Linked DNA regions of Homo sapiens: all the other regions are linked to region 3. Evidence: chromatin loops called from intact Hi-C (ENCODE). Cell type or tissue: A673. All regions are shown on one strand. Region 1 has its middle 82 kb from the start of PDHA2. Region 2 overlaps UNC5C (unc-5 netrin receptor C). Region 3 holds the start of UNC5C (unc-5 netrin receptor C).

Region 1 (8,000 bases), 210 kb after region 3:
CATGAAGGAGTAAAGTGACTTGCTCAAGATTAGGGAATAACTCAGAAACAAAATCAGGAGGATTCTAGAAAATAAGAAAGTACTCAAAAAAAAAAAAAAAAAACAAAAGGTTGGTAGATGTGGAAGGGACACAGGAGACAATGTGGAAGAGCGCTTAATGGCCTAAGCTGGAACAATTCAAGCACTAAAATAAAAAGCAGATTATCGGATTAAAACCCAAAGTAAGAAATTAATATCCATTAAAAAATATCAAGGCTGATACAAATTAAATGGGGAAGAAGGGGAAAATCTCTTATACGGAAGAGGTCCAGGTAATTTATGTGGATTGGTTATCTATTTCTCTCCAAGAGATGGAAATTGACACCTCCTGCCTCTTTTCCCCACTAAAATGTGGGTATGCTTAATAAATTACTTCCAAAAATTGATATAAAATCAGGTGGAAAACAAAGAATGATTTTACAGTGGAGTAAGCTGGCAAATACTACCTTGATCAGATGGTCAAGGTTAGCATCATGAGTGATAAGTAATGTGTCCTTGATATGATGTGACAAGAATGGCTCTTTACCTCAGTGGTCTTCTTCTCAAAAAACCCATAATCCCAGTCTAAAAACGAGAAAAACATCAGGTAAACTCAAAACGAGAATATTCTACAAAATGCCTGACCAGTACTATTCAAAACTGTCAATGTCATCAAAAGTAGATAAAATATAACAAACTATCACACACCAGGAGACATAATGACTAAACATAATGTGCTATCCTGAATGGGGTCAAGGAATAAGAAAAAGACATGAAGGAAAAACTAGTAAATTCCAAATAATTTGTGGAGGTTAGATAATACTTATATGCCAGTGTTGGCTCCTTAGTTGAGGCAAATGTACCACAGTAGTATAAGATGTTAACAGTAGAAGTAACTAAGTAAGGGGTAGATGAAGTCTCTCTGTACTATCAGTGCAGCTTTCTTGTAAAGACAAAACTACTCTAAATTAAAAAGGTTATTAAAAAAATCAGTAAAAAAATCATGGTGAATTCCAGAGGTCTTTATAGTCCCAACCAGTTTTTCATATGGGATGTATTTTATTTGGTTGGTTGGTTGGTTTTTAAGTGTATTACTGAGTAAATTCTTTGCAGATTTCCATTGTTCAGCACATTCTAGTACTGGACACAAATGTTTATAGAATGGAATAAGTGAAATAGCACTTAGTACATTGCCTGATACAAAGTAAACTCTCAATAAATATTTATCAGTTGATTGAATAGGATTACAAATTATTTTCCACCATAGCTTAGGGTACTTATTACATTGTCTGGTTTCTGATGTAATAAGTAGATGGGCATAAGTGAGAGGGTTTTAAAATATGGACATATTAATCCCCGAGAACCATACTAGTAAGAATCAATAAGTAATGTAGTATATTAGTCATTCGATGAAGTACCTCATCCTGTGAAATGGTCTCTCGGTTTATCCTGGAGGAGATTTAAGAAAGGTCCACCTAATCAAGGTGATTGTTGGGGTGGTGGGGGGTACAGTCAGGAGCACATAACAAGAATTGAATTGATATGAAATAAATATAGGTGGATCAATGATATTAATATTCCTGAAGATAGTTAGCCTGAGTGTAAAGAAATGGGAGTCTGAGAAGAAAAATTTGTCAACATTTCCCCAGCACTCTCCATGAATGCCTCAGGCCATCATAGTTTGATGTCATTAACTATCAGGTTCATTCAACTAACCACTCTCCTTGCTCTGATTAATTTTATTTCCTGTGTAGATTGTTTTAGTGGAAGACAGTACTCTTGGGTCACTTTGCTAGTTATAGTTCTCATGGCACATTTGTAAATTTGCATTCTAGTTCACCCACTAGTTTCTTGGACATCTAGTTAATCTAGTTTTTTATTCACCAAATATATATAATATTATTATGTATCTCGTACAGAAGTCTTGAACTTAAAATTAGTGATAAAGTGCATATGTTTTGCTTATTAGAATGCCTTACATAGTACCCATTAATTCTTCAGATATATTATTGTTGATTTTTTTAATTACAATTGGTCTTTTGTTGCTGTTGTTTTTGTTGCTGCTATGAAATAACTTTCCACCTCCCTCCTGAATTTGAGCCATTCTGACAAAATTGAATCCCTTAACTTACAAATCGGAGAATTAGATTATCAGTCAACTACCCTGTGATAGAATGCAACTTTGATTGTTCTGCTAAAGTAGCCAGTTAATTTGCCCTTCATGCTGCTGTTTCTGTTTTCTCTTTTCAACCTCAGCATCTGAGGATCATATACTCTTGAAACACTCATGAGAGATAGGAACAGGTAGATAAGGCTACTTTATAGGGACCTCTTAATTCATCACAAAAATGAGGTGCCTCTGGAGTGGAACATAAAAGTTATTTAACCAACAGGTTTAGCAGCCGTGATAAATGATGTGTGTGATTTAAATTTGAGTAGAATTGTGTTTAATTGAAAATTTGGCCACTGCATGAAATCTTCACTGCAAAGATTAGGATGACATTGAAGAACTGCCATGGGTGCTAAGAATGTGAAATAAAGAGCCACTTAAGTTAATATTTCATAAAGCAGTCAGTGTTTTATAAAGCAGAGTTCTAGAAAATATGTTCCGGTACCACTTTCATCAGTATCACCTGTGACATGTGTTAAACTGCAGCCCCTTGGCCTCACAGTACTACTGGATCAGAATCTCCTTACGGGGGAATGCAGGAATCTGTGACTTTTTTGAGGTTTACTGGTAATTCTTATAAGCCCTACAGTTTGATAACCTGGTTTTGCTTTATAAATTGAGAGAGCACTTTGATACTAGTGTGCTAGCAGATTTTATTCACATTGGTTACACATTTCCAGGAAGTCTTGAATTTAAAACTTACTGGGCAAAAAGGGGGAACATATGGTGTTCAGGTACTATGCTTTGTTAACATTTAAAATAAAATATTTTTAGAGTATGTTTTGTAAACTAAAAATTATAGTCAGCATTTTAAATAACTATGTTTTAATTACAAAGGCTTTTTGGTACAGAAATTTTCCTCAATTTGCATATAAATAGCTAGGCAAAGTGTCTGTTGGAGATGCACAGTAATTTAACTAAGCCTGATTTCTCTGTTTTACAATTGTCAGAATCTTTCTATGTTTGAGGTTGCTTTTCTTTCAATAAACATTATATTGAACACATATCAAGTTTAACCTCATTGATAGCTAACTTGATTTAATTAATTTTCCCAGGTATACACTTGACAACAGATTTGCTTTGTTCGTGATCCAATATTTGTAGTCTTTGAAATATTTCTGTGAATCCTAATATGTATTTGTGTTTTCAGCTTCTACAGACGCTATTCTAAAGAAAAATGCACAAGACTGGCTTATTTGCAATTAAATGTCTGCTCTAACACCAGTTCAGTGGAACCCATTGCAACAATAAGCCACTGAAAACTTAATCATAAAAATGATTTCCTTCTGGTCACACTAAAAGAGTGGAACTTTGAGTCTGAAAAACCTATAATATATCACTTACTACCTGTATAACCTTGAATCCAGTCTGTGAGCTTTCTGAGCCTCAGATTGCATACCTATAAAATGGGTTGATGAAATAATATTTGTAAAATGCCTGGCACATTCCTAAATAAAGAATGGCAGGGAAAAGGATAAAGGAAGGAGATGTGAAAATAGTGGAACATTGGTGGGAGAACAGGCTGTAACTTCTGAGTCTTCACTTCATACACACAATGCAGAACTCTTCATTTCTAATGTGGGACATCCAGACTCTTAGTGAGTGCGGAAACCATTACATTATGAAAAAGATAAAAGGAATAAAAGTCATTTCATGGCACAGCTAGAACTCCTTAGTAATTTCATGATTTTTGAATTGTAAAGTGAATAAGAATGTTAGTAATATTTACTTCAAGAAACATCTCCATTGTACCATGGTTGAATGAATTTAGAATTCTTAATAAAGGTACTATGCTGTAAGAAATAGCCCTTGATGCAGCTGACCTTATATTTTCTGTGTTACTTTTTTATTCTTTGACTCCATTTCCTGTCTCTTGCCTCACACATAATGAGTAAAAACTGCTTCTAAATTTTATATTGTGCACATTATTTCTTAACATTTTTATTTTCACCAAAAAAAGAACAAAATGCCATTTACCAAGCAGAAGAGGAAGAGCTAAGGATTTTTAAGCCCTACAAATTTTTATAGTTATTAGAATCATTACTGCACTTTCTCAAAAACTGCTATTTTAAGGAAAAGGGCCTCAAACCTTTTCCTGATACACAGTAATATCAGTTCCCTATTAAACATGTTAACATAACTGAATTGGTGACTAGTTTTTACAAAATAAGGATAAGTGAAAGGTAATACTTTGTGACACTGAACTGGTGCTGTCTTAAGTAACAGTACTTTGTTCTTTTTACAGTATTTTTGAACAATCCGTGTACCCCACTTTAATTCAGAATCAAATAACAAGAGACAAGGGAACCCACTCAAAAGAGGTTTTCAGTATTTGGAATGAGTTTTAATGTATCAGAAGAAAGAGGAATACACTGATTTGATAATTAGCATAAACATAAATTAGAATGCAAGTGGTTTTCAATGTAGGAAAACTTGCTGACTCACACTGAAGTATGAAATAATTTTGGACAAAGTGAGAATAAAGCAAGGAACTAGACCTATAGCACTCTGAGAAGGAAGAAAAACATTTTGGGATAACTCCAGGAAAAGTTATAAGATTGGAGATTTGGAGTAGAATGTTTTGTTTTCCTTGTGTTTTCCAGTTTTTCCATTTTGTTCTTGTTATATGTTTGTATGCAAACTTTGCTCCAATTTTAATTTTATTAGAACACATTTTCAGAACTAGAATTATTAATGGAAAATTTAGGATTGCTACATGCTGCACAGAAAAATGTTGCCAAAGTTCTTACCAACATAATGTCTGAGAATGCTGGTCTGACCAAAAAATCATTAATATTTAGCATGCTACCTAAGTTATTGCAAATTATGTAAATAAAAATTATCTCTTATTATGTGATTGCTAATGAGATATCAAGTATGTATTAGGAATTTATAGTTCTATAAATTATTTCGGAGTAATGCTCGTTTTTCAACTTGAGAATTAGCATTTTTTTGAATCTCTGAATTTTCTTTATGTATTAAAGGTGTTACTCTTTATGACTCACATAAAGAGTTGCAAATGTTTTCTCAGGTTTGTGGTTTGCCATTTAAAGTGATTTTCATAATATTTTATATATTTAACTTGTGTCTTTGAAAAATAAATAAAACATCAGAATAAAAGTTATTTAAAGCATGAGTTTGCCTATCCTGCACTGAGCTGTATCTTTAGCCTCTAGCCCATGCCTAGCAACTAGGAGATTCTCAGTAAATATTTTCAGATGAGCCTTTGCAGGTATTACACCTTTGGTTATTAATAATTCTAGCAAAAATAGAATTCTATGGAAAATTAACCAGTAGTTGCCTTATCTTTTATCCCTTTAATTTCACTCTTAGAAGTCCTTAATTATAACATAAACATTTTGAAATAAATTACTGTGTTTTACTCATGTCTGTATACTTCAGAGAGCTTATTACAGTGGCTTTTCATACATATTTATGGAATTGAATTCAGTGCAAAGAAAAAAACCCAGCCAAATAGAAACATAATATTTTCTCCCCCAAATCATTATCTTTATCAAAGCTCTAATAATTATTTTTTGACTTCATATTCTGTGCTAATCACAGAATTTTCTCTGATTTATTGGTCAGGTTTTCTGGAGGCAGGCAACGCTAACAAAATTTGTCTGTCTAAGAGAAAAAGGAAATTTTCCGGAAATGCAGCAGGGGTACACAGAATAAACAGCCTGGAAGTTGCAGTAGTGAGACTGAAAGATAATAAGATTAACCCAGGTTGCTTGAGAGCTAACATGTAAACAATAAGATTTTGGTCAGGATGATGTTGGAATTCCTGAGAAACATCATTGTTGATGCTGTGAATTAGATTCTAACTCTCTGTTTCTGTGTCACTAAAGCAAAATTCAAAGATGAGAATACAAATGTCTAACTGGCCAAACCCAGGGCACATGTTTCACCCTGGTTTTTGGAGGGCAGGAAGAGGGAGAATTTGCCCCAGCCTCTTTCAGTTTCCATAGGACTCTGTGTAAGATGGCACAGTGCATCATTCAATAAAGTAGGCAGGGGTATTGGAAGCTGGACAGAAAAAATGATAAATATCTTATAGAAATAGGCATGTTGGATAAAACACATATTTTTCTCCTTGGAGCTTATCATTTGAGAGAAGAAAAAACTATCACAGATACAAATATAATATTAAAACTGTGATAAGGGAAATTAAAGAGAATAGTTTGTATTATTATATATACATGTGTGTGTATATAATATATATAAAATAGATCAGGATTTTTTTAACTTGCAAGTGACAGAAATCTAGCCTTTACAGATCATGCTAGCTTGCAACATAAAGGAGCTGATATGGTTTATCTGTGTCTCCACCCAAATCTCATCCTGAATATCCACATGTTGTGAGAGGGACCCAGTGGGAGGTAATTGAATCATGAAGGTGGGTCTTTCCTATGCTGTTCTCATGAAAGTGAATAAGTCTCATGAGATCTGATGGTTTTAAAAACAGGAGTTTCCCTGCATAAGCTCTCTTCTCTTATCTGCCACCATATGAGATGTGTCTTTCACCTTCTGCCATGATTGTGAGGCTTCCCCAGCCACGTGGAACTGTAAGTCCATTAAAACTCTTTGTTTTGTAAATTGCTCAGTCATGGGTATGTCTTTATCAGCAGTGTGAAAACAGACTAATCCAGGAACTTATCAGCTAACTTACCTAAAATGTCCAGGGTTAGCTCTGGCTTTGCATATGACTGGATTTAGTCTCAAACAGTGTGCTACATCTTGGTTGCTCTGTATCTAACTAGAAACTATAATTAGTTTATAATATTTCTAGTGTTGGCTTTATTTTCAGGCAGCCATTTCCCCATTTGTTGGGAAAGCTGCTTCTCCACAAGCCTCAATGAAACAAAATCTTTACACTTGAAATCCCAGAAGATCAAATGCCAGAGATCTGGGATAAAATATAAAGAAAGAATAAACAATCCAGAGGGATCTTTACATATATCTAGAAGTGATGATTATAAAGGTCAATGAGAAAACTGGGTGAAAAATTTTCCTCACTGCAGAGACATTGAGAAAAGATCAGCCTCTCAGCCTCTATGTTCAAAGAGTTTATTAAACTTAATATTTAGAGCTGGGAATTCCAGAATATCTGAATGAGGAATTCTGAAAATTCTTTTCCCCAAATACAATGACTACATCTTCAAAAAAAAAAAAGACTAAATCTTCCCCAAAAGTTTGGAAGTTTGGATATTTGCCAAATGCATAAAAACAGGAAGAGAAGTATTTATTCAAGAAAAATGACTCATTGTAAGCACTGTAATAGAGTATGTGGCATTGTAGCCTGGGGCAACTCAAATCATCCCCAGACCAGATTTGTGGTATTCTAGTTCTACCAGGATAAGGTAGACTGTGAAGACAATGGTCCTATGCTGGAGAGATGACTTGATTTGGAGCATGAAAAAACTCACCGTGAAAGTGCTATCAAACACAATTTGACCTTGGTGGCAAAAATCAGGGAAGGCTAACATTGCAGTTACTCTGAGATTGTGATACACACGGGGAATACACTAGATCTGCAGATCATCTAGAAACTTTACAGGAAGAGTTGGGGAATAAGTTAGTTATAGAAGAACTTGATATGTGCCATGTATACCTGGTAGTCAGAAAGGCTGCATACATGCTGGGGAGAGACCAGAGAGGATGACTACATAGACCGAACTTGTACTCACAGAAAGGCAATGCATGAGAACACTTGAACGTCAGCTAAACACTGTATATCTAAACATTGTATGCATTCTCCAAACATTCATCAGCAAAAGTTAGAAGGTATAATAGCTCAAGGCATTCAAGC
Region 2 (8,000 bases), 180 kb before region 3:
GCTAATTGTTGTTTTGTTTTGTTAACCTTCTTTTGCTCACTTATATTTGGCAGCTTGATTTGTGTTTTTCATTCTTCTGAAGTTGCAAAAGCAGCAAACTGCACCACCCATTGTGGGTGACTCCATGTAATTACCGCGTACAGGTTTATACTTTATCACAGTAAGACAACAGCATCATAAGAAAAGCACTACATGATTTCCAATGATTATATGAATAAAATAATCACTGGGTTGTACAAAAGAGTATGTCATTCAAAAGAATACGTAGTTCAAAGTGGTCATTCGTTTTTCTAATAAGTAAGCGGTCTGTAGAGGGAAAGCTATAGGTTTAAGCTTGTCTTGACGTTGTTTATCTAGTGATCACAATACATAGCAGGGTCCTGGGGCCATTAGGAAGTTTTTAGGTTTATTTATCTATTCATATTTAGTACATTATTTAAGAAAAGAGTAATGCCAATTACTTAGAAATTAGAAACTTCTAGTTGTTTATTGATAAAGTTACTTTAAACATTGTTTAGTCCAAAAAACATGGATTGAAAGCCTGTCTGTTTTCAGTAACACTTCAGTGAGGCAGCCTTCCCCTAGCTGTGATAGTCTCCTCAGTGTAATGCTGTTTCATAACGTTTCTCCATAGGTTATATCTTGACAGAAAAACGGACATGAAATAAAAAGAAACATAAAAGATGAGAAAAATCCATACTGCTTTTTAAAATGTTGCAAACCCCACTGTACATAAGGCAGACCTGTCACTGTTCTTCAACATTTGCTGAACCTACAGCTATGATAAGAAAGAAATAAAAACACAGTATATTTTGTGGGGGGGGGGGAGTATCAAATGTGATTGAGGTTAGAGTTGGAAAAGATGAAAACTGATAGGAAGATGCAGCATAATCTGATGGTTTAGAGGCAAGTCCTGCATCTACATACATTGCCTGAGTTCACTATTTAGTACCTGTGTGAATTTGGATGAGTTACTTAACCTCTCTGTGTCTTGTTTTTTTCACTTGAGAAACAGGGATAACTGAATCGCCAGCTTCAAAGTATTGTTATGTAAATTAAATAAGTTAACATGTGCAAAGCACTGGAAACACCAGGGCTACGTAAGTGTTTGTTCAATAAATAGTTTTTCACAGCTCAAAACCTCACAGTAGCATAAAGGACACTTGAGAAGCTGGAAATCAAATGGGTATTTAACTCAAATTTTCACCCAATAAAACATCTGTTCTCTTCCAAATCATGACATTAAAATGCAATAACCCTTACTAACTTTGGCAATTTATTTATAAAAACCATGTTCTGCATTTCTTAGTATAGATTTTCAAGCTATGTGTCTTTCTGATTTCTACATTGTAATGCAGCCAGCCCCAGAGCCAGGACAATTGCACTGTTTCCTATCAATTGCCTCTTCAGTGCAATGCCTCCTGAAACCATTTCCTGAAACATGTAACAATCCTATCACATAATTGTGTAAAACCCTAGACACCCATGCCTGTTGTTTAATGCTAATTTCCTTGAGCTTCCTAAGAGGAATTGCTATTGACTACTTTCATTAGGAAACTATTGACCCTTCTCCAGTGGAGCATCCTGAGAAGAAATTCACTAAATATGCCCGTATTTCATCTTTTGAATATCAAGGTGCAGTAGGCATGCTGCAGGATATGGCTTATTTAATCCAAAATTAAAATTTTATAGGCTACATTACCTAAAGTAAATTGCTTAATACATTTAGAAGAACAGCTGCTTTCTAAGTGTTTGGCATCCATGTATTTGAGACCTAAATTAGGCAAACCCACTGACACAAATGCAGACATAATGGTCTCCATGATATTTTGGATGACATCCCCTATCACATACAGAAAAGCGATTTCCAAACGGGAAAGGTTGCTCTGTTAGGTATTATTGATTTCAAAGAGATTTCTTAATTCTTCCTCTTATTGTTATTCCATAAAATTGAGAAATAGTCAAAAACATTTTATGGGATTTAACATCCTGATTTTTAGTTTCTTTGGCCCTGTTTGGGTACTATTACATTTTTATTAAAAATGAGTATTCGTTCCACATTCAAAATTAGATCTAAGGCATATTACAATAGAAATAGATATAAAATATAGCACTTACAGGCAGAACGAATGTGTGGTTGGTGGTTTGTTAACACAGGAGAGATTTTCTTGCTCTGCTTCTATGCAAGGTACTGAGACATCATTCTATAGTGCTCAGAGGATGCACAAATATAACAAAAGAGTTCAGTTTAGATTTCTGAAAAGTTGGGTGTAAGAAGTAGCACCAGGCCCTAGGTCCTGATCAGGAAGAATCCTCAAGCAGCTACACCATCACAGGAGAGTAAAAACAATACAAGGTTGTAGCAGATTCTGCCAGCACTCCTTGAAGCTAGGATTAAGTTCTGATTTCCTAAAGACCAAATATACCTCAGATTCAACTCCTACAACGTCTTCTGCTACCAACAGAGTCAAAACCACCATCATCTCACTATCTCTTGTCTTGTACTATAGTAATGGCCTCCTTGCAGGTTTCCTTGTTTTGACCCCTAAACGCAACTATCCCGCAACAGCCAGAGTGATCTTTTAAAAACATAAGTAAACACATGCCACAACACTACTTAACTGTTCCCCGGCTTTCCATGGTTTCATTTTACCATGGCCTAGAATGCCCTACATCTATATGAGCTGACCCTCTTCTTATTCTATTTCCTAACATTTTCTCCCTCCCATAATCTGTGCCAGTCACTCAGACTTTCTTGGTGTTCCTCTAATACTTACTAAATAATATCCTTCTAGGTATCCACATATCCTGCTCCCTCCACGCATCCAGGAGCACTCTCTACTGTTGCTTTGCCAAAGAATACTTCCCTGACTGTGATCCGTCTCCTTACGCACCATTTCATTCTTCTTGGTGACTTTTATCCCTGCCCAATACTGTGGCAATTGTTGATGTGTTGATATGATGTTTATCTGATTCTTCCTCCCAAATGTCCTAACAGTTTGTTTGTTTCGCGGCTGTATCCTCAGCACTAGCACAGCAACTGGCACAAGGTAGACACTCAGGAAATAGCTGCTGAATAAGTGAATGAGCCCTGAGTTTATGGGACATAAATAGCTTAGCTGTTGAATATGGGATGGAAAGACACTGATTCATTTTACAAATGTGGGAAGGGGGTGGCGAGCTTCCATTAATGTCCCTCTGATGTTGAACTATGTTATGCTTCAAAATAAGAAAGCAGGAGTAAAAATTATTTCATCTTAGTTTGTTAAGCCATTCTAAATATGATGAAGTTATTTTGATGACAATCTCTAATGGAATCACTACACATGAGATCTGATCTCCAGTTGGCCTCCAACTGTGATCTTTTCCTGCATTTGAAGAATGGGTCTGAATTAGCCCTTAAATTACATTATAAGCAAGTTGACATACCAACAAAAAACTCGGGGAGCACGTACTCTGATGTTAAGAAAACAGGAAGGAGATGTCAAAGCAACATCCCTCAGGACTCTTCTTAATGAATTATGAAAATAATTCAAGAAAACAAAGGAGAATAATATTTCAATGCAGACTTGCCCTCAACATTTGCCGGGCTCAGGATAAGAGTGCAAATGGAGGTTTGCACACCATATGCCTAGATACTTCAAGGTTATATATCAAGGCAACAAAGTATTAAGTAAAATATTTATTATCCTCTAATCTTGACAAATATATCTTCTAGAGATATATTATAAAGCTAAGTTCCAAATTATCATTCTTTAAGTGCTTTGAGTGTCACGGGTTTTCAATGACCAGATTCCTTAGTTGCCATAAGCAGCCCTGCATATGCCTCTATGGCCATCCTGGTCCACTGCACATGCTCTGTCCACACCCCTTACAAGCAGTCGCTCCTTGGCCTCCCCTCAGAATCAGGGATTTACACACTGACAGCAAGGCTTCTACTTGAGAGGACAGGCCCAAGCAAATGATCCATGCAGACCCTGGAAAGCAAGCTAGAGCCATTTGAGCAGAAAATTCTGGAATCTTGACTACCCAAGGCATAATCTAGAAGAGAAGGTAGGTGAGGAGGAGCATAGTTGGGGAAAGGCTCAAAATGGGGACCCTCTGGAGAGGGAGGCCCAGGGTGGCAGGCCATCTAACCCAGTCTAAGTGAGGCATGGTCTGGTGCAGTCAGACTCCTTCTCAAGAGGACATGAAAGAAGCAGAAAAGTATGGAAATCAAGTATAATATATATGTCATATAAAGTAAATACAAAGTTTAGAAAAATTTACAGTACTGACTCTCAGGAAGTTAAAAATGTTATGGTTGCTAAATTATAATAACATCGCAGGTTGAACTATAATGCTGAATATTTAAATCAGCACTTCAAGCATGAAACAGTTGAATTGATATAGAAAAGAATATAGGTTAGAGTAACATGTAGTAAAAATGCTTAACAGAGACTGGAAAGTGGATATTTTATTGTATTTATCTTTCCTTCATCCTTCTTGCCTAGTAATTTGTCACGTAGTAGACTCACAATAAACATTTGGATAAGAAGGAGATGAACAAACAAAAGCTAAATTAAGAAATGATGAGAGAAAATGACAGACACAGAGATACATAATAGGAGTTCAGAATCACCATAAAAATGAATTAGAATTGGTTATGAAGAACATAATTGAAGAAAGCATTTTAAAACTTAGGTAAAAATAAGAAGAAACCAATATCAAAGTAGTTTCTCTTAAGATTCTTTCATGTCATAGAAAAATACATTATCCATACTTCCAAACAGGGTAAAAAAATGACAATGGATTATTTTAAAGGAGACCATTTTCAAGAAATACGTCAGTATTCCTTTTACAATGAAGAAACAGGATAAAAGTTGGAATATAAAGATGATTGTTATAAAGAAACATGTTAATATAAAATGCTAATCTGAAAACCCACAAAAGCATCATACAATTAATTTGAGGCAAAAAGTTTTTGATGACATTTAACACTCATTCTTAATAAAACCATTGAAAATAAGATTAGAAGAACAATTTTCTAATAGCAAAGTACCTATCTTAAGGCGAAACGCAATATTCTTTATGGGAAAATTCTTCAGAAATTTCCTTTAAATCCAGGAATAAAATAAGCATGCTCATTATTTAGCATTATTGTGGAAGTTATTTCTCATCCAAGAATAGTTTTAAAATATACAGAATAGGCCGGGCGTGGTGGCTCACGCCTGTAATCCCAGCACTTTGGGAGGCCAAGGCAGGTAGATCACGAGGTCAGGAGATTGAGACCATCCTGGCTAACACGGTGAAACCCCGTCTCTACTAAAAATACTAATACCTGTAGTCCCAGCTACTCAGGAGGCTGAGGCAGGAGAATGGCGTGAACCTGGGAGGCGGAGCTTGCAGTGAGCCGAGATCATGCCACTGCACTCCAGCCTGGGCAACATAGCAAGACTCCGTCTCAAAAAACAAACAAACAAACAAACAAAAATATATATATATACAGAATAAACAGAATCAATGTTTGATTCATTAACTCATTTTAAAATTTTCCCTTGAGATATCTGTTCCTTTCTATATATACTTACACATACATCTCATATATGTATGAATACATACATATTTATACATATATATCTTATGTGTATGTATATATATATGCATACACACAAATATATATTTGTTTTCAGTAAATTATTTTGTTCTTAATTCTGTACTGCTGAACTATACAGTAATCCAGTTTCTACTCTAAGAAGCAGGTTATATGATATTAGAGACTAAAAGAAAATAGATTCCTTTTAAACATTAAAATCGTTTTCATATTCTATATGAACAAGTATATATAAATGCTATGCTGATTTATCAATATTTATGTTGGCTAAAAACAGGGTCAGCTTGAGAACCAGGAATCAATTTATACCTTTAGAAGCTCCTATTTTGAAAAATCAGTTTAAATAACTCTTTCCAAGTTATAAGAACCTCTTGAAATGTTCAAGTGATCCTATAAAATATTTTTATTATGATGACAACTGATTTATGAGTACATGATTTTGAACCAAAATACAGTCATTTGACATAAGGGTTAAAGTTACTTTGAAATAAGAATAGGCTGCAATTGTATCAAATTGTTTCTAAGTATTTTCAAATTACTTTTAAGATAAACCACTATTGTTGTGTATAATGAATACACTCTACATCCATCCAATATTTTATTGTTAAAAATTCACATTTGACCACTTAATATGCAAGTATTTTTACTGAAAATATGGTTTCTTCTTACAAATTGAGTGGAAACTCAGCTGAGCCCAAGAGCCCCTCCAGTGCTCCCTTTACAACAGTTCTGGTTGTCTGCCTTTTTGCTGTTGTTTTAAGCCAGCGAAGTGCTAATATCATTCTCCACTTGCAGGCCTTACTCTGCAGAATTATTTAACACTAGACACACTGGTATAGGGAAATCACTGTTCAGTAGTAGCCAGGGAACATAATCAGTTCCTTGATTTTTACTTTGGAATGTAATAGCACTGAGGGAAAAGAAAACCAAACAACAATGACAAAAGGAGTAGGCAGGAGGGCTTTATTGGTGGGGGTTGTATTTAATATTATTTCAAAATCACACTTTTCAATTTTCTGCTTTGTAATGAACTACAGCCAATTACTTCCCATCAACACTGATAAAAAGAGCTGTCCAACTGTTCAACATTTGCTTTGCTAATTGAATGATCAATTATTCAAATAAATGATTTTCCCTATCAAGCTCCAGGAAAACCTTGGTCGTTGTTCCAGCCCCAGCTATAACATACTGTGGAGCAACAAAGAAACTAAATCCAGATAGAACCCTGAAATGTTAAGATAAAAATCCCTCTAATTGGGTGAAGATTTATGGCAAGTGAAACCGCTTTGGCATCTCATGGATTCTGATCTTTTCTGAGACTGCTAATCCCACCTTCTCCTAGCCTATTTTGCTGATTAATTCATTGGCAAGTATCTCTGTGTTCCCTAAGAACATGCACTTTGTTAGGTAATGGGTTTTAATGATTAGTCTAAATGCACTCCTTCTTTGCCAGCAAAGAAAGACCTCTCTCTAAGTCATCTTAGCCCCAAGAGGACTTTGTGAGGAGTGGGAGTCTGGGTGGTGCCAGGGGAATTCTCAGCTGACAGATGGCAGATGTGTTCTGTGTTCACGCCCTACAGTTAGGTGGATTAATAGTAGCTCAAGGTCATTCTGTGGATTTGGTCTTTTAAAGTCAAAATAACTTTTAAAAGAGTTAGACAATATGTATAAGCAGCTAGTTTCCATATGTTCGCGGTATTCTGAAGGATTCCTTCTCGATAACTGACTTGCTTTAAATATACAGCAAGTAGAGCTCATGTGAATGGGCACAGGTTCCTTCCCCACCCTCCTTCCAATAATTATTTTCAAAGACAGAGTCTGGTCTTATTAGATGGAAGCTCACATTATTTTCTTTCACTACATTTACCTATGTCTAAAAGCCACATAGTTAATAGAAATCCAAGATTCAGTAGTTTATATATAGAGAGAGTATCCTTTCATGGACAGGTTATGTTCTTTCCCAAAGGAATACGCTGATGGAAATGAGAATTATAGTTTTAACAATTCATGTTAGTTTGCAACTGAATTGGCCACATCAAAAGTGTACAGTAAATGCAAAATGTAACTCACTTTCAAAGTAGGAATTAAAAATCAGATCCTTAGATATATAATCTATTAATAAGAAGAACATTTACTAAATTCAACAGAATTTTATCTCAAATCAGGCTAGGTTGAAGTACTGAAGAAAGCCTACGTAACTATCATAATTTTTATATCTTAAGGGTATTGTGGCTGATGATCATTTCAGAAGCTAAGAAAAGAGTCGGACTTTTTGCATTTACTTAAACAAACACAATTTTTGCAAATTCTAATTAGTAATAGCCTCCACAGAGTAATAGCTTTTGATGGATCACCAGAATAAAAGCATTATAAGGGCTGAGGACTTTGTCCCAGTACATGGCATACC
Region 3 (8,000 bases):
CACCGTGCCCCGTCCCCCTCTCCCGCCACCCACCCCCATGGCTCAGTCCTTTGTATGCCCAGTAACAGCAGGCGAATTCCACAGGGAGTCGCGCGGTTGATTCCACGACTATTCATAAGGTTGTTCACTTAAGCTTCCAAACACCCCCCTCTAAGCACCCTTGGCTAGCGCCCTGAGAACTTCTTATCAATTTTAGGAAATCCACAAGCTATGATTCTCGGTGGAGATTCCTTTTTAAATAGACAGACAGATGAACTCTGGAGGTGTGCATAAGAAAACCAGAGCAGAACCTCAGGGATGGGAGGCATCTGGCGAGAAAGGAAGGAAGGATTTATGAGCAGGGCCACTTAGCAGGGCAGCAGGAAAATTTACTTCCGAAGAAGCTATCGCTAATTCACAAAGCCTTGCTAATCACTTACCTCTCCACCCAGACCGCACTCCTATGCTAGGCGCTCTCCTCCGCTTCCAACACCCCCATCCCCACCCCCAGCGCCTCTCTAAGATCAGAGGGAATGCTGTCCGGAAACCCTAGGGTGTCTGAACATCACCTGGGGAGTTGGGGCTATCGTAAAGCCTCCCTTTACTCTCCAAATTTGGAAGGAAGAGTAACCGAGAGTGAAGGGAGAATCCCTGAATTGCCTCTGAATGCTGCATAAGCTTCCTTCATTCTCTCCTCTTCCAGGAAAAGCTGAGCTGCCTCGCCTGAGCCGGCTATCACCACTGAAGTGGGCTAAGAGACCCAAGTAGGAGCTGGGCTTGGCCAGAAGTTTTGGGGCCCAGGTGACCTGAAAGAGACCCCGGAGGGGACAGCCTTGGCTCTTTCTTCTGCGCTCCCTTCCAGTCAGCTTTCCCGGCTTTGAAGGCTGGGAGCTGCTGCTAACACTTCAAACTAGGCGGACAAGAAGGGAGCCGGGCGATCAGCTCCGGAGCCTCCCCTCCTCCCTTACCCATCCCCAACTCCCGGCCACACTCTTCCCAACCCGGCTTCGCCCAGGGCCCCGGTCACTTATGTTAAAGTTCACAGGCGTTAAATTAAAATGTCAGAGTTATAAACTGGTCGACTACCCCGGGGAGTTTCGGATTTGGTTTGAACAAGCAGCCGGTTCCCCCAGAGCTCCGGGATTTTCATTTCTACATCCCCTGGTGGGAAGCAGGCATGAAGCGGGGTATGTATGAGTGCAGAGGCATGCACATCCCGGGCCTGCCTCCAGCCGGGTACGCGGATTCGGGTGAGCTGTGTATTTCCACAGCACCTGAAGCAGCAGGCGAGGGGGACGGGTGCTTTTGAGTCCTTGACAGTAATGGACACATTTCCTTAGCTGAGCGCCCTTCGGGGTCTAGTGTGCTCAGAGACTCAGTGAAGATCCTGCTACCCCAGTCTTGGCACAGCGCGGGGAGCCTCTGCGCATCATGCGCTTCGGGGTGCATCTACGGTATGTCACACAGCCACCCGCACCGAGAGTCTTTCCAAACCTCCGTGTGTGCAATATGCAACAACGTGCGCGTGCGGAGCTGAAAGGGCACAAGACACTCCAGGCTCCCACACGTATGGAGACGGATCGGCTGCGTGTCCACACCCCGTTCGTCCCTGGTCCATTCGTGCCCATCTCAGAAGATAGATTAAACATAATAATAATAATAATTATTATTATTATAATCAAAGCTTCTTGACTAGTTGGGAAAGTGGAATTTAGAGTGGTTTCCAGTTGAAAGCAACGAGGCAAATTGAGGAAGTCAAGAGAACTGGGGAGGAGGAGAGGAAGGAGGGAAGGAAGAAGCTAAGGGAGGTGGCCGCGGAGCTTGGCGGACCCCCTTACCTTGGGCGGCGGAGCCAGTGCCGCTGGCGCTGAGCAGGGCCAGGGCAGGTAGCACGAGCATTTGCAGCAAGTATCCCAGTCCCAGTCCGCAGCGGGCCGCTGTCGCCCGCAGACCTTTCCTCATCGTAGACAGAGGTGTGCCGGGGGGAGGGGAGGGGGACAGAGAGACGCGCAAACAGCTGAAAGCCCCACTGGGCAGAAGCTGAATCCGTGCACCGCGAAGCAGTCCGAAGAAATAACGACAACCAAGCGCCACACTCCACTTTCTCCAAAGGCAGGGGCCAAAAGGGGGAGGAGAGGAGACGCCGAGGAGGAGTTTGAAGGTCCCTCTTTCCCAATGCCTTCTAACTGACGTCTCCCGCGAGCGACTGCTCTGCCCCCACTTGGGAAGTCCAGGGAGGCGCAAGGCGGCCACCTCCGCCGCTCCCCCCAGCAGCAGGAGCAGCCGCAGCTCCGCCGCACGCCGAAGTCTGGACTGCTCTCCGGGTCCCCTCGCCTGTGAGGAACACACACAGACACCGGGGGTGGGGGTGGGGGTGGGGGTTGAAGTGGGGGGAGTTGGAGGAGGAGGGAACGGAGGGAGGAAGCTTGGGCACCGTCAGGCGCTCTGGTCTCCAATCTCAGTGTTCTCACGCCGGCGGAGAGATGTCCCGGCTGTCGCTGCTGGGTGGCCAAGGAGGTTCACATCCTAGAGTAGGGCGCACGGGTGCGCGAAGGCGCTCGCCAAGGAGGCGTAGAGGGCGCAGCACAACTCCTCTGGGGGGTAACCGGGGGCGGGAGCACGCCCGCCCGCCTTATGTAAGCAAGGATTGCAGGGAGATCAGCGCCCAGGAGACCAGCTGTGGGTTTGCCCGCTGAAGCCGAGGCGAGACAGACCAGGGGACGAAGCGGCTGCGGAGAGTGGCAGCGCGCCTGCCTCCCGCGGTGCGCCAGACCTGGACGCCGGGAGTGCAGCGGGCGCGCCCCGGGCCACTAGGCTGTGTCCAGTGGAGCTCAGCCTGCCGCCTGCCACCTTCTTCGCCGCGCCGGCAAAGCCTCAGCCGAATTCCCTAGGACTGGACTCGGTCTACGACTTCGGGTCTCGCGGTTGACGAAGCCGGTGCGGGCTCGAACTGAAGTCCTTCTTGGTTGGGGAAGAAGGCATGAAGCTTTTGCACTGCCCCAGCCGGCTGCTGTCCTGGGGTTGTCAGCGCCAGTCAGACTGCTTTATGTTCTGAGCGCGTATGACCCCTTTGCAGTGGAACAGAAACTAAAAGCTCGACGGAAACTCATTCTGCAACAGTGCTTTCTTTGCGTGCATGTTGGTGGCTGACAAGGGTGGTGATGCGATACCGAGAGAAACTCTCTTAGAAAAAAAAAATGCAAAGCAAAATTTGTAGATACTCAAAGTGATGGTGGAGCCTATAACATGTTTTTCAAATTTCTAATAGTGTGTGTAAGAACTCGAGCTGCTATGAATTTGTTTACCTTTCTACAGGAAATAATTGTCTACGTAGCTGGGTTGTGAATCCCTGTGGTCATGATGGAGGGATGCAAGATTGGGTGGGTAAAATAAGACTAGACAAAAGGAAAGTGAATTTATTAAAAGGTCAACACACAGACACAGACAACATTTTGGGAAAAAGAAAATCACTTCCCAAGATTAGCATGTCTTTAAACTAATAATACATCAGGGAATTTTATGCTCTTGGTGCCAAGGGGGCCATGTGTAAACACGCATGCACACACACACGCAGGAAACATGAGGTCTAATTTTGGCTGTGGTCATAACTACTCTGTTACCCTGGGTAAGTCAGGTAACCTGTGAATGTCTCAGTTTCTTCATTTGTGAAATATTTTGATAGTTTCAAAGTTCTCTTAAGTTCTAACATTCTATGATTCTGCCTGCACAGCCCCATCTAGGCAATAAGACCTATCTCGGATGAATCAGGGAGATCCGAAAAGGTAGTATTTGCCAAAGACATTGACAAAACTGGCCACTTCTTATTTCTGTGGAGACTCTGTCCACCACACAAAACCCTTCTTCACTCTCTTCATCTTCTCCATACCAAGACATCAAGATATTTGACAACAGGGTGGGTGCTGGCACCAGACTGTCTGCCTTCAGTTCTTAGCATTTCTTATTACTTGACTGATATTGAACATTAAAGCTAGGTGCCTCTCTTCCCTAATTTGTAAGATGGGTCTAGTAACAGGAACTATCTCATAGGGTTATTTGAGGATTATGTAAGTTAAACATATGTAAAATGCCTGACGCCAAAATTGTAAACTGCTGTTCTTACCATTGATGAAAAATTCCCATTAGCCTCATGCTATCTACACCAGTGCTGTTCAGCAGAAATTTCTGCAATGAAGAACATGTTCATATCTGTACTTTCTGAGGTCGTAGTTATGAGATACATGTGGCTACTTGCATGCAATGTGGCTAGTGTGAATTGGAAATTTTTATTTAATTTTAATTTAAATAGTCACATGTGGCCAGCAGCTACCATATTTTATGGTGTATCGAGGCCACTAATAACTTGTCAAGTATTTTGAGAATGACTTCACAAGGGATTATTATTATACTTTATATTTATATGTACAATTTTACTAAGAAGGACAACAGCTTAAGTACTAAGAAATCTCCACACATACTCACCATCACATCAACGACATCCAAAAGTTATTTATTTACAATTTTATTGCCTGTCTTCTTAAATTAGAATTTAACTCTTTTAAGACAGAGATTTTGCCTTTGTTCATTATTTCAACCACAGCTCCTAAACTGAGCCTGATATATAGTTGGTACTCAATCAATATTGACTGATTTCCTGCCAAAAAAGCTCAATGGGGAAGACTCCTCAAAGTCTAGGACAGCTAAAGAAGGTTGAAATTGTCGCCTACTCCTGTTTGGGGTATTGAGGTACTCAGTGACAGATACCACATGCAATTAGTTCCTTAAAATAAAGAATACGAGATTAAAAGAGGAAATGTAGTTAAATACTGAAATTCAGCCTAAAGATGGCAGGAGAATGGTTTGAGAAGTGGTATAGAGTAATGAGGTGGAAAAGGGGGAAGAGAGTGAGAGCACCACACAAAGGACAGGAAAAACACCAGCAATACATCAGCTTTACACAGCAGGCAAGTTTCCTGCTCTCTACAAGTACAGATGGAACTTGTCTTGTGAATTAACATCCTGACTACTTTTGTTGATCATCACATTTTTTCCTCATGAGAGAAATAATAGTGTTTTATAGGCTCCTGAGAATAGGTTTACTAAAGTCATCGAGATCTGGGTTCAAATGACACTGCTTAGGGAGGCATTCACTGATCAAGTTACCTAAAATAGCAACAATCTATCATCCAAAATATCATTTGCCAGCTTTGATTTTGCATATAACACTTACTTTATATATGTACATATATGTGTATATATATATTTGTGTGTGTGTGTGTGTATACATGTATATATATATGCAGTCTGCAATAAAATGTATGCTTCTCAGGGGAGAAATTTTTTTCTAATACATTCAGTGCTCTATACCCAGAACCTGGAACAATACCTTGTACATAATAGGTGATCAATAAATACTTACTGAATATTGAATGGATTGAATCAGAACCAATGGATTTAAAATTGAGCTAAGTCCTTCATTAAACCTTCTTCCTCTCCTCTTCAGCCTCTCAAGTTATCAAATTATGAGTAGGCTTTTCTAGTTGTTGAATAAAATCAAGTTTTGCCAAATTTTCACCAAAAATTTATTGGAATTTGACTTTTTAGGGTTGGAATACTGCAGGTGTTTAAGGAACAGACAGGAAATTCATCTCATCTTGAAAAATGAAAAGCTTCATTTAAATCCATATACAAGGGCTTTCTTTTTCTTGGCTGCAGTGAGTGGAGAATTAACTCTAGGATAATAAATCCCAGTGACAGGTGCTAATGGGAATTAAGCATGCAAATCCCCTGCATATCCCTCCAGAAATCTACACCAAGAAAAGTATGCTATTTAGCATGTAGGCTGCTTCATAATAATATCATTTACTCGGAACTAGTACTGAAAAAGTTTCCAGTTTAAAGCTTAAATCAAAAACAATTGATCATATATTTTAATTATGGAAATATTTTCTTTCATTGTATCTCTCTCCTTATATGTTTGATTCCTCACTTTTTATATTTTTTGTGTAGGTTTAAAAATAAATCTTCATACCAGGGATATTATTAACTGCATTAACTGGCAACATAGGAGAAAGAGGATTTTAGTGAATAAATAGGATGGTGATGAGGAAAACTCCTTTCCTACAAGTTGGGAGTTCAGAGACCTCACATAATGTTACTGATAGACATCAACGAAGGAGAGCCAGATGGTCTAGATTCAGTTGATTCAATCCTCCTTCCCTGCCTTAGCCCAGAGAAAGAGATTTAACTTGTCATAAACCAAAACTCTCTAGGGCTTTCTGCTTTTTATTAATTCTATTAGATAAGACCCATTTGGTTGCAAGTGAAAGAAACCCAACTCGAACCAGCTTAAGCAAAAAGATAATTTATCACTGTGCATAACTCAAAAACTATGGATAAGAAATATCTATTTAATAATAGATACCATTTACTATCACTCACTGTGTGTCAGGCACTTTCTAAGCTCTTTACATGTGCTATCTCATTTAATCATCATAACTGAATGAAAGTGCCATTATTATCTCCGTTTCATAAATGAGGAAACAGAGTGGTTATGTAACTTTGCCCAAGGTCACACACAGTTAGTATTTACTAGCGACAGTCTGATTTGAGGGATGATGTCTTAGACCCATGAATTTAAATATCACTCATGGGACTTAGTACTTCCCCCCACCCTCAATATCTTGGTTATGCTCTCCTCTGTTTTGGTTTCATTCACAGACTTATGATCTCCATCCTGGGATTCCCAGCAGCTCCAGGTTTACATTGTCTTTATCATTGTCAATCTCAACACAAAGCACACTCGTTTCCAAATGGCAAAAAATAAATACAGAATTATGGCCCTGGCCTATCTTGGGCCACATACTCACAACTGAGGCAATTACCATGGCCAGATGTTTGGCATATACTGAATGGCAAGGCCTGGTCATGTGCCAATATTTGCCAACTGGAAACTTGGATTGAAAATGGGGATAAGGGGTTCTCCAAAAGGATACAATAGAAAATGATTAATACAAAAAAAAAAAAAGATGCCAAAGAGAATGGATGTAGGGCAGACAAAATAACAAATCCCTATTCTGTGGTATATGAGGCAAGATGAGTTCTCCAGGCTTTTGTGCAACAACACATCACTGTAGCAAAAGAAGAGCACTAGTTAAGAAAGGCTGAAGAGCAGCCAGCCCCCTGTGGATTGCTTTTCCCATTAACTGACTGGAAGAATTAAATCCAATTCAATTCAGAAAACTTTCACTTCCCCCCTGTTATATTGTGGTTCCACTCTAGGATCCCTAGGGAAAAATATGCATGAGGTATAGTCCTTGTGTAGCAATGGCTCAGAATCTTACAGGCAATATAAATGAATAAACAAAAGGATTTTAAATAAACACAAAAATGTTGTGGGAATATAAGGATATGGGAGCCTGAGAAGAAGATTTACCTAAAAGTAAGACACACACTTGTGTATCAGCAATACTGTTCTTCACACAATGGGTGTATTTATCTCTAACGATAAGGAACCTGGGAGTAGACAGTACATGGCCACTGTGGAAGCTCAGTTATGCTCTTTTCATGTCTTGGCTCCATGCTCCAGAATGTACAGCTTTCATTCTCACAGTTGCTTGATAGCTTTTCCACCTCCAGGAGTCATGTTTCACTTTTCAGGCAGAAGAAGGTGGAACAGTCCTGAGGGGCTGCATCTAGCCTAGATGCCTTCCAAATAACTTTTCTGGAAGCCCTCAGCCCAAGTAGTTTCCATTTCCTTGACGGTCTGTCAAATAGCCCCCTAAGATCAATCACAAATGGTGGATAAGGAGAAGGGTGTTGTGCATGTTGGCCAGATCATCTGAGTTGGACACAACTCTGTTGGAGAGGAGCAACAAGGGGAAGGCACAGAAAGAAAGACATTAAGACAGGGCATTTGAGGGTGTATTTGAAGAATTACAGGTAAATGAAAAATAGTTCTATAGTTGGTTGAGAAAAAAAGGAGAAAAGGGAGGAAAGTGTTTTCTTTTTTCTTTTTTCTTTTT

What was found. Hi-C counts contacts between places; a loop is a spot of excess contacts. Peaks named below come from ENCODE experiments on the same cell type or tissue, not always from the same donor. Only the 100,000 strongest peaks of a DNase experiment are listed, where the experiment ranks them.
Region 1: a loop joins it to region 3, with 2.2 times the contacts of the local background. A loop is called at or near these places in 2 of 110 quality-filtered maps.
Region 2: a loop joins it to region 3, with 3 times the contacts of the local background. A loop is called at or near these places in 7 of 110 quality-filtered maps.

The regions. Positions count from the first base shown.
Region 1 is chr4:95,754,188-95,762,187 of GRCh38, forward strand. No RefSeq gene overlaps it. Among named protein-coding and RNA genes, the nearest start is that of PDHA2, 82 kb to the right of the region's middle. In A673, no CTCF peak of the experiment used is centred here; DNase peaks (open chromatin) are centred at 3,904 and 7,454; H3K27ac peaks cover 877 bases.
Region 2 is chr4:95,370,608-95,378,607 of GRCh38, forward strand. All of the region lies in intron 1 of UNC5C (unc-5 netrin receptor C), which reads right to left. Among named protein-coding and RNA genes, the nearest start is that of UNC5C, 170 kb to the right of the region's middle. In A673, no CTCF peak of the experiment used is centred here; a DNase peak (open chromatin) is centred at 3,404.
Region 3 is chr4:95,546,917-95,554,916 of GRCh38, forward strand. It overlaps UNC5C (unc-5 netrin receptor C), which reads right to left and starts at 2,057. Exons shown (of 16, transcript NM_003728.4): 1 at 1,818-2,057. The coding sequence starts at 1,941. UNC5C-AS1 (UNC5C antisense RNA 1) reads left to right here and starts at 2,232. Exons shown (of 5, transcript NR_183914.1): 1 at 2,232-2,315. RefSeq lists an enhancer at 2,499-2,628. In A673, no CTCF peak of the experiment used is centred here; DNase peaks (open chromatin) are centred at 4,915, 5,725 and 7,185; H3K4me3 peaks cover 1,932 bases; H3K27ac peaks cover 416 bases; H3K27me3 peaks cover 1,281 bases.